Linked DNA regions of Mus musculus: region 2 is linked to region 1. A link is a loop called in an ENCODE intact Hi-C map of the cell type or tissue named here. Cell type or tissue: left cerebral cortex. All regions are shown on one strand.

Region 1 (8,000 bases):
GGCAGGGGTAGGGCACGCCTTTAATCCCAGCACTTGGGAGGCAGAGGCAGGTGGATTTCTGAGCTCGAGGCCAGCCCGGTCTACAGAGTGAGTTCTGGGACAGCCAGGGCTACACAGAGAAACCCTGTCTCGAAAAACCAAAAAAGAAAAAAATATAATAAAAGAAATGACCTTGCACGCCATTGGTTGGGAAGCTAACCTGTCTCCCTCTCAGGGCCCACCTCCTTCTCATCCTGCTTTTACCTACTCAGACTTGCACTACGTTTGATTATGTGGCTGGCAGCATGGTCATTTCTACGGTAGGTATAGGAAAGGCTAGGCCCCACTTTCTGGAAACTTAGAACTCCCTACCGGCAAGAGAATATCAGACTGGTCTCCGTGGAAGCCTCTCCGTGCTCTTTATGAGAAATGCCCCCAATCACTAGAGCACCAAAAGCCAGCTCAGATGAGTTCACCTCAAAAACAGCTGGCTGGATGTGGCTGGTGCCCAGTAATCACTGGGCAGTCCTCCAGACCTGAGAGGAGCTGGCTGCTGTGCCTCCAGAGCAAATGTCTGACTCTCACAGCTCCTCATCCCTTCCTCCGAGACAAGGAACGCAGCTGGCCCAGGGTAGAGGCAGGTAGGTCCAGCTACACACAGCATCAACCCAGATGGAAGGAAGATCAGCAGCGGGAGGCTGCTGAACAGGACAGGGTGCTGGGCACAGAAAGGCAGCTTAATAGCGCCAAAAATAGCCTCGCTTTTTATCAAGAGGATTCTGACAAATGAAGCACGTGCAACTCCATCAGCAAGAGGGGGGGAAAAATCAGTGAAGCAAAAGACCAGATCAGCTCAAATCAACAGAGGCAAAGACGCCAAGAGATTCCTGACAGCTGTACACCCCCAAGTCCTATGCCTGCCGGCACCCCTCCCACCTCACTCCGATTGAAAATTCAGCCTGGACCTTGAACCCATAACCTCTTCCCATTACCCCACACACCCAACGGTGGCTGTGTGCAGCCGAGAAGTTATGGTTTATCTTAGCGCTAGAGTCAGACCATAGATTAGGAGACTCAAACAAGAACCTGTTGAATAAACTGGTCAGTGGTGGCACACTTTAATCCCAGCACTTGGGAGGCAGAGGCAGGTGGATTTCTGTGTTAGAGGCCAGCCTGGTCTACAAAGTGAGTTCCAGGACAGCCAGGGCTACACACACACACACACAAAAACCCGTCTTGGAAAAAAATAAAAAATAGAAAAAGAACCTGTTGAAAGCTCACCCTTGAGAAAATGAAGTGGGGCAAGAGCACGCTGGAAGACCAGAAAAGAAGGTGGGGTCTGGAGACCTAACTCAGAGGTGTAAGAATGCCTTGAACTGGCACAGCACTGGGTTTGAAAAAGAACGACAGACAAAATTCAGTGGCAGTTGATGGAGGAGTCTACAGGTGAGTAATGATGGGTAAGACCTGTCCAAGCCAAATCAGTCAGGATGGTGTGGGATTACCTCACGTAAGATCTTCAACCTCTTGCTTTTCAGTAGCCCACTGAGTCACAACTTCTGCTTCCTTTCCTCACCTGCTCACTGGCTGACAAGTGAATCTGACACATCTAAGCCCTCAGGCAGCTTGCACATCTTGGGTTCCCCCAACGTGTCATATTACCACTCCAAGACCAGAACAACCAGGTGGCGGGTTGTGGAGAGCCTGCACAGATCACCTTCTCCCCCTCACACACCCCCCCCCCGCGCCCCACTCAAGGAGTTAATCCAGGTGGCAGAGATGACCGACTTTGTGGTCCAGCTTGGAGAGGGCACGTGGCCATCTCTTTCCCAATACTTCCGCAAAACCCACCTTGCTCTAGATCTAGACCCAAGAGAGCACACCACCAGCCATTCCCTTCTATTCCCCCACCCCCATCCATTCCCCTTCAGGAAGAAGGGGGTGGAGTCAGTTCAGGCGCAGGGCCAAAGAGGCACAAAAGCACTTGAAAATCACTCCAAAAAGTACCCATTTTCTCCCATGCCAATCTACTTCAAGAGTCCAGAACAGGTCCAAGTATGCCCACACAAGGCACTCACCTGCTTCCCCTTGAAAGGTGCTGTCCCCATCACTGGGCCAGATCTGCCCAGTCTTGCGGACACCCACGATGGTAGCCTCAGACACCACAACCTGGCACTGCCGGTGCCGCTTCTGGCACTGTGGCGTCGGGGGGCTGCTGCTGTCAAAGGACTGCTGCGAATTCTGCGAGGGTGAGCGGCTCTTGTCCCGGAACATGCGGTAGGTGGTGGGGCTTGGTGACACGCGGCTGGACTGGCCAGAGGAAAAGTCCTCCTCGCTGGAGGTGAGGTTCTCGTTGGAGCTGCAGTCCGGCGTGTAGCCACCTCCGCTGTCCTCGAAACTCCGAGGCGAGTAGGACCTGCGAGGCCAGGTTAGGCGTTTCTCCTGCTCTGAAGTGCTCTGGCTTCGCAGGAGAGGGCTCTTGCCCTCCCCTTCCACCATCATGCCTCCGACATAGATGCTCTGGTAGGGTTGGTACTCCAGGGGCGGCCAAGGGGGCCTGTTGCCGCCGTTGGCATTTATTAGGTTGTCCTTCAGGAAGCGGGGATTCAACTCTGCATCCTCATAGTCACCGTCAAGGCCGCAACTGCTTTCCGAGGAGCGCCCACGGTAATGGGGTCTGGGTGCTTCCCCCAGGCCCTGCCCGGCGCTCTGCTGGGACTTCTTGCGCTCCATTTGCATGGCCTGGCTGCCCAGGGAACTGATTCGGTCGGACACCTCTTTGTCGTTGACCTTCACCAGGCCGCGCTCGTGGTGGAACTCGACGTTCACGTAGAAGGGCTTCTCGGCGTCGGCAGAGCCGGGCTGGGCAGGTCCCTTGCGGATCTTCTCGAAGTTGGATCTGAGCGCCGCCACGCTGGTGGGGGGCCCTCGGTCGTCCCGGTCCGCCGATGCAGCAGCCGCTGGCCTGCGGGCGGACGCTGACCGCCCCTTACTCGGTGACCCCTCTCCGTCCGGCCGCGCCTCGGACTCCTCGACGGGCGCCGGGTCTGCGCCGTCGGCGGGCGCGGGCGGCGGGCGCGGGGCGGACGCTCGGGGCTCGGCGGCGCCGTCGGGGGGCTGCGCTGCACGGCGGAAGCCCCAGCGCTGCCGATCGTAGCTCTTCTTCTCCTTGGCCAGCAGCGTCTGCAGGTAGATCATGCGGAAGCGCTCCTGGTTCACCTCCTGCTCCAAGCGCCTAATGGAGGCCTTGCAGCGCTCCAGCTCCTGCTCGATGTCACCCACCGAGCGCAGCTCCATGCGCGGCGGCTCCGAGTCCGGGAACTGCGCCCTCCACGCCTCGGCGAAGCCCACCGAGTCCACCATGGCGCGGCCGGCTCACCTGCGCCGCCGAGCTGCGCGCCCGGAGTCCGGCTCAGCGGCGGCGCGGCGTTCTCACCGGGCCCGGGCTGGGGAGCCCGGTGGCTCCCATGGCCCCGCGGATGCGGCGGCGAACAATGCCCGCCCCCGGGGGCCGCAGGTGAGGTGGGAGGCTCGGCGGCGGCGGCTGGGGGTGGGGGGCGCGCGCGGGCGGGGGGAAGGGCGCGGGGTTGCGCACGCCGCTATTGTGTGCGGGGCTCCGCAGCGCGCGCGGCGGCGGCGGGAGCCGTCCTCCGCAGAGCAGGCCCACCGCCGGCCCACGGCCGCAGCCCCGCGGGCTCCTCGCCTCCGGTTCCCGCGCCGCCCCGCCCCGCTCCGCAGCTTTCCGGGCAGGCGCTCCGCTCGACACGGCCAGCTCTCGCCGCACTCCCGCCCCGGCCCGCACTCAGCGCTGCAGGAAGGGGAGGACCGGGGGGCGGTGGCCGCGGAGCGGCTGACGGGGCTGGGCGCGCCTCTTAAAGGGGCCGCGCCGCGGGAAGAGCGTTGGGTCCTTAAATCGGACCCGGGACGGCTGCTAACCGGTCTGATCCCCTTCTGTACACAGAGGCGCCCCAGACCGGGTGATTCGAAGCGATCCTTTCACCACGGAGACTCTCATGCCTGTTTCCTCTTTTCTGCATCCACCAACCTCGGTGCTGACCGCACCAATGAACACCCAGCAGGGCCCAAACTATTGAGAAATCAACCGGGGCAGGTCAACGGTGCAAGCCAACAGCCCGGGTGCTAGCCAGTGAACCTCTGGTGCTGGAGGTGGGTGATGAAGCTTCACAATGGCCACTCAGTTGTCACCGGACTCCTTACACTGAATGATAACTTAGGAATGTCTCCCCATCTGTTCGGTCAACGTATCTCCCTTCCTGAGTAATGACTTTTGACCTCTGGAGGCCAATGTAGTATTTTCGGGGTCTTTTTCTTTCTGTGAAAGGATCGCACACCTCCTTCTCAGCAACAGAGCTGGTGGAAGACAGGAAATCTTTAATGGCTCCCAACGAAGCTTAGGGATCTGAGGCACTTAGCAGAGATGCTCTCTGCAGGAACTCTCCAGAATACAAAATGAAACCCAGGCCAGCCTGCTGGGTGAGGTGAAAGGCAATAGGATTTGGCAGCTGAAGAACAGCTTCAATTTTGACCACTTCTCCCATCTCCGTGCCTCAGTTTCCCCGAGCTCTGAGATAAAACCAGAACACCTGCTTCCACAACTGTTATTTCCTTGGTTATAAACTGTTATCATGCTTTTCTAGAGAATTAGAGCCCAGCGCCAGCAGCCAGATCAGCAGGGCCTCCCTGACTTAGGCCGGGATTCTCTTTCCGGCCCTGGAACTCGCTTCCATCCAGCCTGTTGTCTGCACCTAGTAGGGTTCAGTTTGTGTTAACGTTGGTAGGGCTGGCGAGTCTTTGGAGCCCCGCTCAGGAACTCTGTGAGCGCTGTGCAGCTCGCTGCTGCCCTCTGTAGACATTTTTAATCTCTTGTTCCTTCCTTCCCCGCCTACCTCTTGCCCAGCAGGCAGTAAACAACGCAATTGCAGAGAAGAAATAGTTTTGCTGGTGACTTGACTTCTGAGCTTTGAAACAAAAACAAAGAGAGAGAGAGAGAGAGAGAGAGAGAGAGAGAGAGAGAGAGAGAGAGAGAGAGAGAGAGAGAGAGAGAGAGAGAGAGAGAGAGCAGGCATCCCAGAAGCACAACAGTGAAGTACTTCCTTGGTAGAATGAGCAAGTTAAAAAGCCTGATCCTCGCTGGGGGCGTGGCTCAATGGTAGAGGTCTTATTTGGTAAGACATGGATTAATCCCTAACAGTACATAAAAAGGAGAAAGACACAGACAGATAACACACACACGGGGAGGGGGGGGTGGCGGAGGGGACTGGGGCAGAGAGACACAGAGACAGGAGAGAGACAGAAGAGAGATGGAGACAGAGCACAGAGACAAACAGGGACAGTGACACACAGATACAGGGAGGAAAGAGACAGAGGAGAGAGAGAGGGAGGGGAGAGAGAACGGAGAGAAAAAAAAGCCAAAGCCGTGACCTCACAGGGTCACAATCAATACTAGCTGCCGCCCATAATGATCTGATGGGCTCATTCAATAAGTGAGCCAGGCAGGCGAGACGAGAAGAGCTCAGGCCTCTGGAACCCTATTTCCTGGCCATCTGAAAAAAGGAGACTCTTCCAAAGACTACATTCTTCTTCTTCTCCCCCCCCCCCCCTGTTGACTGGGTCCTTAAGTTCCCAGTAGGCTTGGTAGGGCCCATATAACCATTAATGTGTGGAACAGCAATTAGTACTTTGGTGGGAGAGGGTGCTGCCATTCATCCATATGATAATTTGTGCAGAGTTTTTGGTGTGTGAGGTGCTGGGAGTTGGAACCCCGGGACCTGTTAACACGCTCAGCATCCGCTTTGCCACTGAACCACACTCCTCCCTCTCCCTCTCCTGTAAATATTTTCCATGTACTCAACCGTTCATTTATTTTGAGATGAGGGCCCATACTTCTGGACTCAAGTGATCCACTTCTGGCTGCGGCCTCCTGAGCAGCTGGGACTATGTTTATGCGCCCGCATGCTAGCTTTTAATATTTTATAAATAAATAAATTTGCTTTTAAAACTCAGAAGCTGTCCGTTGGGTTTTGCAGGCTCTGTTCTCTTGACATAGCAAAGTGCTCGTTGAGTACAAGGGCACAGCCAGATAGTGGTCCCCCCCCCCCCCCCCCGTCAGACAGCCAAGGAAAGCCTTTCATCCTCAGGACCACCCTGGCTAACACTAAGCTTCTGGTTCTTTTCTGCACAGAGCCTCTCTCCTCTCCCTTCCTCTCCTTTCCTATAGCGCGTTCTCATCATCTGTCCTTCACTAGCAGGACAGGGTAAGGAGAGGCGTAAGGATCATCCATACTACAGTCTATCTCATCCTTCCAGAGTTTGTTTCTGCTAGGTCTTAACTTTGCAAGCTTTCAGATTATTTGTCAGCAAGTAGTGGACAAATTGGGATATATGTATGGCCCAGAAGAAGCACAGCCAGCAGAGATGTGTGTGTGTGTAAGAGAGAGAGAGAGAGAGAGAGAGAGAGAGAGAGAGAGAGCGAGCACAAAAGACAAACAGACTGAAAGAGAAGGCAGGCAGAGCTGGGTCAGCAGAGAATAAGGCAAAAGTTGGGGAAGGGCTAGCCTGGACAAGGTGACAGTGGGCTAGGGCCACAGCTAGGGCAGTGGGCTAGGGCTATAGCAGATGAGATAGAGAACAAGAAAGAGGCTTCAGAAAGTAGCTATTTGAGGAACAGCTAAATTAGGAGATGAGGTCGGTGTGGGGAGCAGGAGGTAAGATCATAGGTAGGCTTCTATATCCCTAAGAGACTTAGGCTTCATTTTAAAGGCAAGTCAAGTCACCAAATGGGCCTTATGCATGGTCCAGAACTTCCCGCCACAGTCAACGTTTTAAAATCTGTGTACCTTCTCCATGTGGATCCCAGGCACTAAAACGTTGGCTTCAATGGATCAAAGAGCAGAATGTCGAATTGAACTTCAATGGATTTGTACTGAAGTGCTCCCGGCAGCTGCTAGGTCAGCGGTCCACACAGTAAGCAGAAAGAGACCTGCCTGATATGTTTGGGTGGGAGAGTTAGATGACATAGCAGTAAGAACCGGTCTGTGGCAGCTGTCTATGGAGAGAGAAGCTGCTGACTTAGACTAGGTTGGAAGTAAGGTGACTGGGAGAGCGTGATAGTTTGCAAGTCCATTTTAGGAGTGGAGCCCATAGGACTTGTAAGATGGGTTGGGTGTGGGAAATTAGGGAGAACGATCAGTCATGGGGGTCTGACTGCAAGGAGAGGCAGAGAATCCTATGTGAGATTTCAGGTACCCAGTGCTCATCTTTGGTTCCAAACAAGTATGCATCACCATGCTTGGTTTATTTGGTGCTGGGAATTAAACCTAGGCAGGCAGACAGACTGAGTCCAATAGTAGAGGGCTTACTAGCATATGCAAGGCCCTAGGGAGGTGGCTCTCAACCCGTGGGTAACTATGAAAATACATCCTGCATATCCGATGTTTTGCATTATGAGATTGATAACAGCGGCAAAATTACAGGTACGAAGTAGCAGTGAAAATAATTTTATCACCAGAACATGAGGAACTGTATTCAAGGCATTAGGAAAGACAGGAACCACTGCCCTAAAGTGAACGTCCGGTACAGTGAAGAAAAAAAATAAAACTTTATTTCTCCTACTCTACCCAATCATCCTCCCTATCTCCACCCCTGCGGGAGGCCGGAGAGGACTCTCTCTCTTTTAAGCGGGATGTGGCTGTGTTACCCATCTGTTATCTGTCATGTGATCCGTTGTCTTCAGGGGAGATAGAAGCAACAACAGCACCAATTCTCTCTGCTCTGTTTGCTCACGCTGTGCTGAACAGTGCATGGCTGGTGGACTTCCCACAAGCTTACAAATCCCTCGTCTATAGTAGGCAGCAGGGATCTCGGTAGGGTAGCCTTGCCAAGTAGGCAGTGGGCCTTCTTTGGAGCTGCTGGCCTGGGTTCCCAATGACTGAGCAGGACTCTCATTAGAAGCAGCTCCACCCACCTTTTGCAGGATCAATTATTCATGAAGCTTCTGAAGC
Region 2 (8,000 bases), 52 kb before region 1:
CAGAGAAATTACTGGTGATTTAAGTCTCCCAGAGGGCAGTACCTCTATTAAAGTCTGGCTAGACTAAGACTGAAAAACCCTGGTACACACACAGGTCTTTATTCTGAGTGTCTCTCAGTGCCCCCTTTGCACCTTGTGTCACACACAGGTCTTTATTCTGAGTGTCTCTCAGTGCGTCTGAGAACATGCAGACGTGAATGTTACTCTTCTTCCTCGAGGGGAGGGCTCTTCGTGGGCATCACTTCCACAAGCTTCGTACCCAGGATTCCGCCTTGAGGGTCAGGCAGAAACGCTGTCAAGGCTTAGAGATGCAGGTGAAATGGGAGCCTGGTTTCTGCTTCTTTCTATCCTCATCCTTGCTACGAAATCAAGAGCATTAAGGACAAAGTGTGAACAGAGATCTGGGCTGAGTTGTAGACCCTGTCTAACTGGTCCCTACTAGTGCTTTCCAGTGCACACCGCGGCCTGAGCAGCCTGGGCCCCTGGGTGTTCCATAGCACTTGGCTCATAGCAACCTCATGTGACGGGCCTATGAGTCATCTTCATGACCCCCTCCTCTCCAGGGGAGGCTTAAGCTGAGTCTTGCTCTTGCCCGGGCCAGGGAAGTCTCCAGAGTCCCTTCTCTCACTCTATAGGGTTTTCCTACTCAACACTCACATGCAGATTATGGATCTTCTTTCAGTTTTTCATATTTGCTCAAGAAAGGGGACTATTCTGGTCCCTCTGTGGGCTGATGACCATTTAAAATGCAGGGCCCATTCGTAGAACACACCTCTAGACCACTTACACCGTACCATATTACAGTATCCAGATCTAAACTGATAAGCAAACAACTACACATCCACAGGACCACTGAGAACCCATCAGTGGCTTAGACAGTGAAGACATCAGGACAGCTAAACTCACACAGTTCGATGTGAACCAAACACATGGCCGACAGTGGGGGGTCGGGGGTGCCCGATATACAGGAGATTTAAAGACACGAATAAATTAATATAAATAAACTGTAGTCTCTGGAGAATCCCAGGAGTGCCGGGGTCTCTGTGAAACTGTCAGAAGAAAAGAATGCACAGGACTAGAGATATAGCTCGGTTGGTTGGTAGAATGCTTGCTTAGCACGCATGGAACTCTGGGTTTGATCTCCAACACTGCGTAGGTGGGACACGCCTGTGATTCCGTGGAGGTGGAGGCAGGGGGATCAGAAGTAAGTCATTCTCAACTACTCAAGTCCAAGGCCTGCTCTAGCTACAGGAGACCAAGGAGGGGAGGGGAAGCAGGGAAGGGAGGGAAGGAGAGACAGGGAGAGAAGGGGAGGGGAGGGGAAGATGGGGAGGGGAGGAAAAGACAGAGGAGGATATAGAAGGCAGGTGGCGGTCAGAGAGGAGAAGGGACGGGGGTAAGGGAGGGAAGGAAAAAAGAGGAGAGAGGAGGGGAGGGAGGGAGAAGGGAACAAGAGAGAGAGAGACAGTGAAGAAGATGGGAGGGGAAGGGAGAGGAGGGGAGGGAAGAGATGTTCAGACAAATGGCCACAACTGATACTCACTAGAGGACTTACACTAGGTCTCAGCTTTATCTGCAAGGTGAATAGGCTGAGCTCACTGGGAACGAGTCACAAAACCTCAAAGTGATGTTTTTTGGTTACTGAATACCAGGAAAGCTACCCATACCTTGTGTCCAGTCCCTCTGGCTGACCTATTCCTTTTCCTAAGAGCTCCCAGACCAATAGGTCTCAACCCTCCTAACGCTGTGACCACCCCCACCCCCACCCAACCATATAATTATTTTCATTGCTACTTCATAGCTGTCATTTTGCTCTTATGAACCATAATGTAAATATCTGATATTCAAGATCTCTGATATGAGATCCTGTGAATGGGTCATTCAACAACCCCCACCCCAATGGGTTCAGAACCAGTGCCCTAGAAGGTACACATGCTGAGATAGGTCAGGTCCCAGGGTGAGACCAGGAGGATGCACACCATGTACGTGTCCACTGAGCCTGGCAGTTACAAACAGGCCGCCGGCACTAGCTTTGTGTTTTAGGAAAGGAGGGAAATACAGTAATAAGACATACAAAGGCAGTGATGGTATCTTTTGTTTCCAAACAAGAACAGCCTGTTGTCACCAGGAGGACAAACAAGACAGGCTGCCTCTGCCAGGAAAAGGGCCAGTGGGTACAACACGGAGTCGCAGCCAGAGCCCTAAGTCTGCACAAGCTGCTCAGAAGCTCTCTGCAAGCAGTGAGCACCCAAGTGGGAGCTGGAGCCAGAGCAGGAGCTGGAGCCGGCACGGCCCTCAGCGGAGAGAGCTCCCAAAGGGTACCGCTTAGGGATGTTAAAGGCCCCAAGAGACAGGGGTGGGCGCACAGGAAGAAAGGTTTCCTGTGGGATCCTCATTGTTCACAAGCTCTCTTTTTAATTAAAATTTTTATTAAGCCTGGCAAGATGACTTCACGGGAAGGTACTTGCTTACCAAGCCCAACGAGTTTGATCTCTGGGACCCGTATGGTGGAAGGAAAAAACCGACTCCTGAAAGGTGCATCCTCACTTCTACATGATCACACTAGCATGTGTGCACATGGATGCACACGTGTGCACACACACACATGTACACACACACACGTATGCATACATACGTGTGCACACACGTGCACACAAATCTGAATAACATGTGGGCACTCTGAATATTTTTTAAAAAGTTTAAAAGTCTTTTATTAGGAATCTTTCTGGGCTGGAGAGATAGCTCAGTGGTTAAGAGCACTGGCTGCTCTTCCAGGGGTCCTGAGTTCAATTCTCCGCAACCACATGGGGTGGCTCACAAAACCACCTATTAGATATCTTTCTCACATTTTGATTCTCCACATAGATGGCAGGACTCACCTCCCTTTTTTGCCTCTAGCTGCTTTATTCGGTGGCATCCCATAGCTGCCCCATGCCTGTTCTGTTCTAGGTACTTCTACTAACGTCTACTGCCCGACTTAATACTCTTTGTAGGCTAGGCACAGACACCTGCATGCACATTAACTACAGAGCCCACCTCACTGTCAGTGTGAGAAACTCCTCAGGCCACAAATATATGAAGCTTTAGGGAGATAACATAATCCCTGGCCACAGACTCCCAGAAACTGCCTCCTAGCTACGCAGCATGCCAGGCCTTCCTTCCTACCAGCCTATAACCCAGCCCCACACCCAGGTGGGTATTTTTCCCCCCTTTCCTATGCAGTTGTTGAGAACAGAACACGCAGTGCTCTGGCAGGGAATGCATCCCTGGTGGAGCCTCTTGCAAACCTGACAAACCATGCCAGGTCCCACCCTCACTATGCCTGGCCATACTGTACCAGATGAGCTACCGTCTCTCCCCAAGGTCCTTTGTCAGCAGAGATTAGTCACGGAAACCCTAAAAGAGCTGTGCTGGATTGGTAGGAACAGCCAGGCATGGGATAGGTGCTATGGAAACAGTGGCTGCTCTTGTTCTAACATGGAAAAAAGAGGGTTTTCTTTCAGAGACAGCTTATCCACTTTACTGTCACATAGGTACACCTCCACACCTTTTTAAAAAATGCACCAGCAGAACGTGCTGGGCAGAACTAGGAGCCTTATGGACTCCTTCCCAACACACACACACACATACACACATACACACACACACACACACTACACACACACTACACACACTACACACACACACTACACACACACACACTACACACACACACACACACACTACACACACTACACACACACACAACACACACACACACACTACACACACTACATACTACACACACTACACACACACACACACACACACACACACACACACACACACACACACACACGTGCTGGGGTTGGCTGGCGCTGCTCTGCCCACCACCTAGGCTGACCATGTTCCCTTCTCTTTGCTGTGGGAAACAGCCAAGGAATTTAGCAGGAATGTGTGGTACATCCTTGCCTGGATCCCTGGACGCCATCTGGCAGTCTAATGGAACACGTGAACCTATGAATTCTGTCCCCACCTACTCCCATACTTAACATTCACTGTGGGTGGTGTGGGCTCCGACAAGACACAAAGGTTCTGGATCTTTACCTTGGCCCTTCTACTCTTCACTCCCTGGCTCCACTCTATGTGCCTGCTCCTCTGGCCAACTTCAAGGAGACTGAAGGTATTTGTCCTTGAGAGTCTCCAGCTTCCTAGCCTACGGTCCTGCTTTTAGACCACGGACCAGAGAGGGCATTCCGTTTCTGACTTCCTCATATACTCTGGAGTAGTGGAGTTACAATAGGCCCAGGGGGCTCACAAACTACAAACCGCTCCAATCAGCCAGTCTGGGAGGAAAAAAAAATGTAGGCACCAAAGGCAGGCCTGAATCACACAGTGTGAGTCTCAGCTTCAATGAGGTTAAAGGAAGTCAGGAAAGGTCATAGAAAGTTAGCGTGGCAGTGGCTGTTAGTGGTGGCGGTGTGGGCCTTTAAATCCAGTACTTGGGAGGTGGAGACAGGCAGATCTCTGTCAGTTCAGGGCCAGTCTGATCTACAGAGAGTTCCAGGATACCCAAGGCTACATAGTGAGACCCTGTCCCAGTAGATAGATAGATAGATAGATAGATAGATAGATAGATAGATAGATAGGCAGGCAGATGATAGATCGATAGATCGATAAAGTTAATGTGGAAGACAGAAATGAAAAACCTAGGTGGTCAGCCTCAGAATCCTGAGGAAATGATCTGCCTCAGGCAGTACCATCACACACAGAAAACAAGACATTTAAAAGTAGAAGCTAAGCAGGAAGCCGGCTCATCAAGTACAGACGCCTGCTGCCAAGTCTGAAGAACTAGGATTGATCCCTGATGCCCAGAGGGTGGGAGGAAAGAGAAAGATCTCTACATGCACCCTGCAGCACACGTGTGCTCTGCCCCCTGGAGTCAAATCAACGAGTATACTTTTCTCTAGAAAGCAGACGCTGACAGCTGGGTGTGGTGGCATATATACGCCTAGAACCCCAGCACTCTGGAGTATGAGGGCAGGAAGGACTACACAGCTAGGTACTGTTTCCAACACACATACACCAACACACCAAGTAGGAGCTAGAGCCGGGGACACACGTCTGTTATGGTAGGACTTGGGATGCTGAGGTAGGACAGTGGGCTGCTCCATGCCAACCTGGACTACCCAACAGACCCAGAAAGAAGTGGGGATGAGGGAGAGGCAAGCAGGCTTCAACTTTTGAGTTCCTGGTGAGAAACCATATCTGTGGTGGTCTGAATAGGTTTGGCCCCATAGACTCATATGTTCAAATGCTTGGCCCATGAGGAGAGGCACCATTAGAAGGTGTGGCTTTTTTTGGAGTAGGTGTAGCCCTGTTAGAAGAAGTGTGTCACCATGGAGGCAGGCTCTGAGGTCTAGTGTTCAAGTTCTCTGCCCTGGGTATCTCCTGGCTGCCTTCAGATCAAGATGTCTTGGGCATGTAGAAGTCTCCATCACCATGTCTGCCTGCACACCTCATGCTTCCTCTCATGATAATGGAATAAACTTCCAAACCTATAAGCCAACTCCAAGTAAATGCTTTCCTTTGTAAGAGTTGCTGTGGTCATAGTGCCTCTTCACAGAAGTAAAACTCTAAGACCATACCTTTCCCCATGAACCTAACATGACATACCCTTGAATAAAACTCATCCCCCCCCCCAAAAAAAACAAACAAAACCAAAACCAAATAAAGATGATGCTCTATCAATGACTTTTTATATTTTTCTACTTCTTATTGGCACCAGAGTAACCTACAACCACTGACAGGTGCAGACATGAAAATTAAAACCCAGGCATGCAGAAAGGCTGGTGTCTGCCAGCCAGAAGATCAAAGGGGATCCTGTAGTTGCCTGAACTCTCCTGAGTTCATCTTGCTACCGGTAAGTACTAGCAAAAACAGGGCATTTGTCTTCCTTCTCACATAGGTGGCGGGAGTGGCCCTATAAGCTACAGTGGTCTCATACCACTAGGTAATGCCTTTGCAGAGGAAGGACACTTGGTCTTCTTCACTGGCACAGTGGCAGTGGACTGTGAGGGTAGAACTTGCGCACTGTAACGGAGGGTGAAATTCCTGTGTTTCTAGTCAGAACACCTGAAAGGATGGGTCTCAAGAGGTGGAATGTATGGAAGTTTGTGGTGGAAGAGGGTCTGGAGAAAAAGATCTTTAAAGAATACATGTGAGCACGTAAGCTGGGCAGTGATGGTGGACCTGCTGCACTTGGGAGGCAGAGATAGGTAGGTCTCTGTGAGTTCGAGGCCAGTCTGGTCTATAGAGAGATTTCCAGGACAGCCAGGGCTACAAGGAAAAACCCTGTTTTGATCCCAACCCCCACCTCCAAAGTTTACATCTGAAGACTGGCCTCACCCACTCCCCAGCTGCACGAGTGTGGCATCACTAGAGTCAGCAAGGCACGGACTTCAGATTGACCACAGGGGGTTACATCGTAGAATGGATGCTGGAATCGCAGAGCCAGGAAAGGTGCCAGGATGTTCAGTATGTTTCTGCCTTGGCTGACTACCTATCCAAACACCTCTAATGGACCCAGGGCCCCATAATATTCATAATATTCAAAACGTCCGAGACACTATCCCAGATTACCTGCCAATAAAGTAGGCAACCAAAACAAACACCGAGAGAAAATGTCAAGTGTCAACACACAACCCAAATGCTGGGATTATCAAGAGTAAAACTCTAATGCAACCACTACAACCATCACCAAAGAGGAGCAAAGAAAGAGTCTTGAAACAAATGCAAAGAGGAGAGATAGGAGTTCTGAGCAGATAAATCAAAGCCCCCACAGGGCTAATGATATAGCTCGGTGGTAGAGCACTCGCCCACCCTGCACAGGGCAAGGGGTTTAATCCACAGCACCACAGGAGGGGGAACCCAAGGAGGCAAAGACAAAATTCCCTGAAACCAACAGTAAATGGAGCGACCCTGGGTATCACAGTTTGAATATGCTCAGCCCAGGGAGTGGCACTATTAGGAGGTGTGGCCTTGTTGGAACAGGTGTGTCACTGTGCCTGTGGGCTTTAAGACCCTCACCCTAGCTGCCTGGAAGCCAGTCTTCTCCTAGCAGCCTTCAGATGAAGATGTAGAACTCTCAGCTCCTCCAGTAACATGCCAGCCTGGATGCTGTCATGTGCCCACCTTGATGATACCAGACTGAATCTCTAAATCGGTAAGCCAGCTCCAAATAAGTATATTTTTTAAGAGCTGCCTTAGCCATGGTGTCTGTTCATAGCAGTAAAACCCTAACTCAGTCACTAGGTTCACTGAACTTAAAGATAAATCTAAAAACAAAACAAACAAACAAACAAAAGCCCTCAGAAATCTACAGGACTGCATCAAAAGTTCTAATTTTATACTTCAGGAGTCGCAGAGTGGAGAGAGGGTGGGAAAACAATGGAAGAAACAGTAGGTAAGCAAATCCCAAATGTGATGAAAGACATCAGTTTGCAAAGCCAAGGAACATAATAAACCCCAAAGAGGGTAAGCCAAGACACCGCGGACAGGACATAATTTTAGTCAATGTGCTGAAAATCACAGATTAAAAAAAAACTGTCTTGAAAACAACATGCTACATACAAGGTGACAGCAGTGGCTCATGCTTGAAATCCCAGCACGTGGGAGACAGAAACAAGAGTTCAAGGTCAGCCTGTGACACTATGATGAGTTTTAAATCATTCTGGGTCACAGAGAACCTGTCTCTCTTGGAGAAGGAAAAACAAACAGTTATCTAATAACTAGATTAATGGAGAAATCTCTAAACTGAAAAAAAAAAAAAACTAAACAACTCAACACAATTATTAAACACACTAATCTTTGGATCAAAGAGGTAGTCTCCAGGAAAACAAGAAAGTAGTTTCAACTGAGTAAAAAAATCAAAATATACTGCATCTCAATTTCTATGATGAGTTAAACACAGTGTTTTGAGGTAACTATGCATTTGCAGTTATCAAATGCTTATGTTAGAA

What was found. A loop is a pair of places that touch in the nucleus more often than their neighbours do. Peaks named below come from ENCODE experiments on the same cell type or tissue, not always from the same donor. Only the 100,000 strongest peaks of a DNase experiment are listed, where the experiment ranks them.
Region 2: a loop joins it to region 1, with 3 times the contacts of the local background. A loop is called at or near these places in 14 of 42 quality-filtered maps.

What each region holds. Positions count from the first base shown.
Region 1 is chr10:75,056,368-75,064,367 of GRCm38, reverse strand. It overlaps Bcr (BCR activator of RhoGEF and GTPase), which reads right to left and starts at 3,472. Exons shown (of 23, transcript NM_001081412.2): 1 at 2,058-3,472. The coding sequence starts at 3,342. In left cerebral cortex, a CTCF peak has its summit at 4,830; DNase peaks (open chromatin) are centred at 4,437, 4,830, 5,106, 7,884 and 6 more places; H3K4me3 peaks cover 4,700 bases; H3K27ac peaks cover 1,839 bases.
Region 2 is chr10:75,107,960-75,115,959 of GRCm38, reverse strand. The region is part of intron 1 of Bcr (BCR activator of RhoGEF and GTPase); the gene reads right to left. Among named protein-coding and RNA genes, the nearest start is that of Bcr, 51 kb to the right of the region's middle. In left cerebral cortex, no CTCF peak of the experiment used is centred here; DNase peaks (open chromatin) are centred at 3,385 and 3,995; H3K27ac peaks cover 696 bases.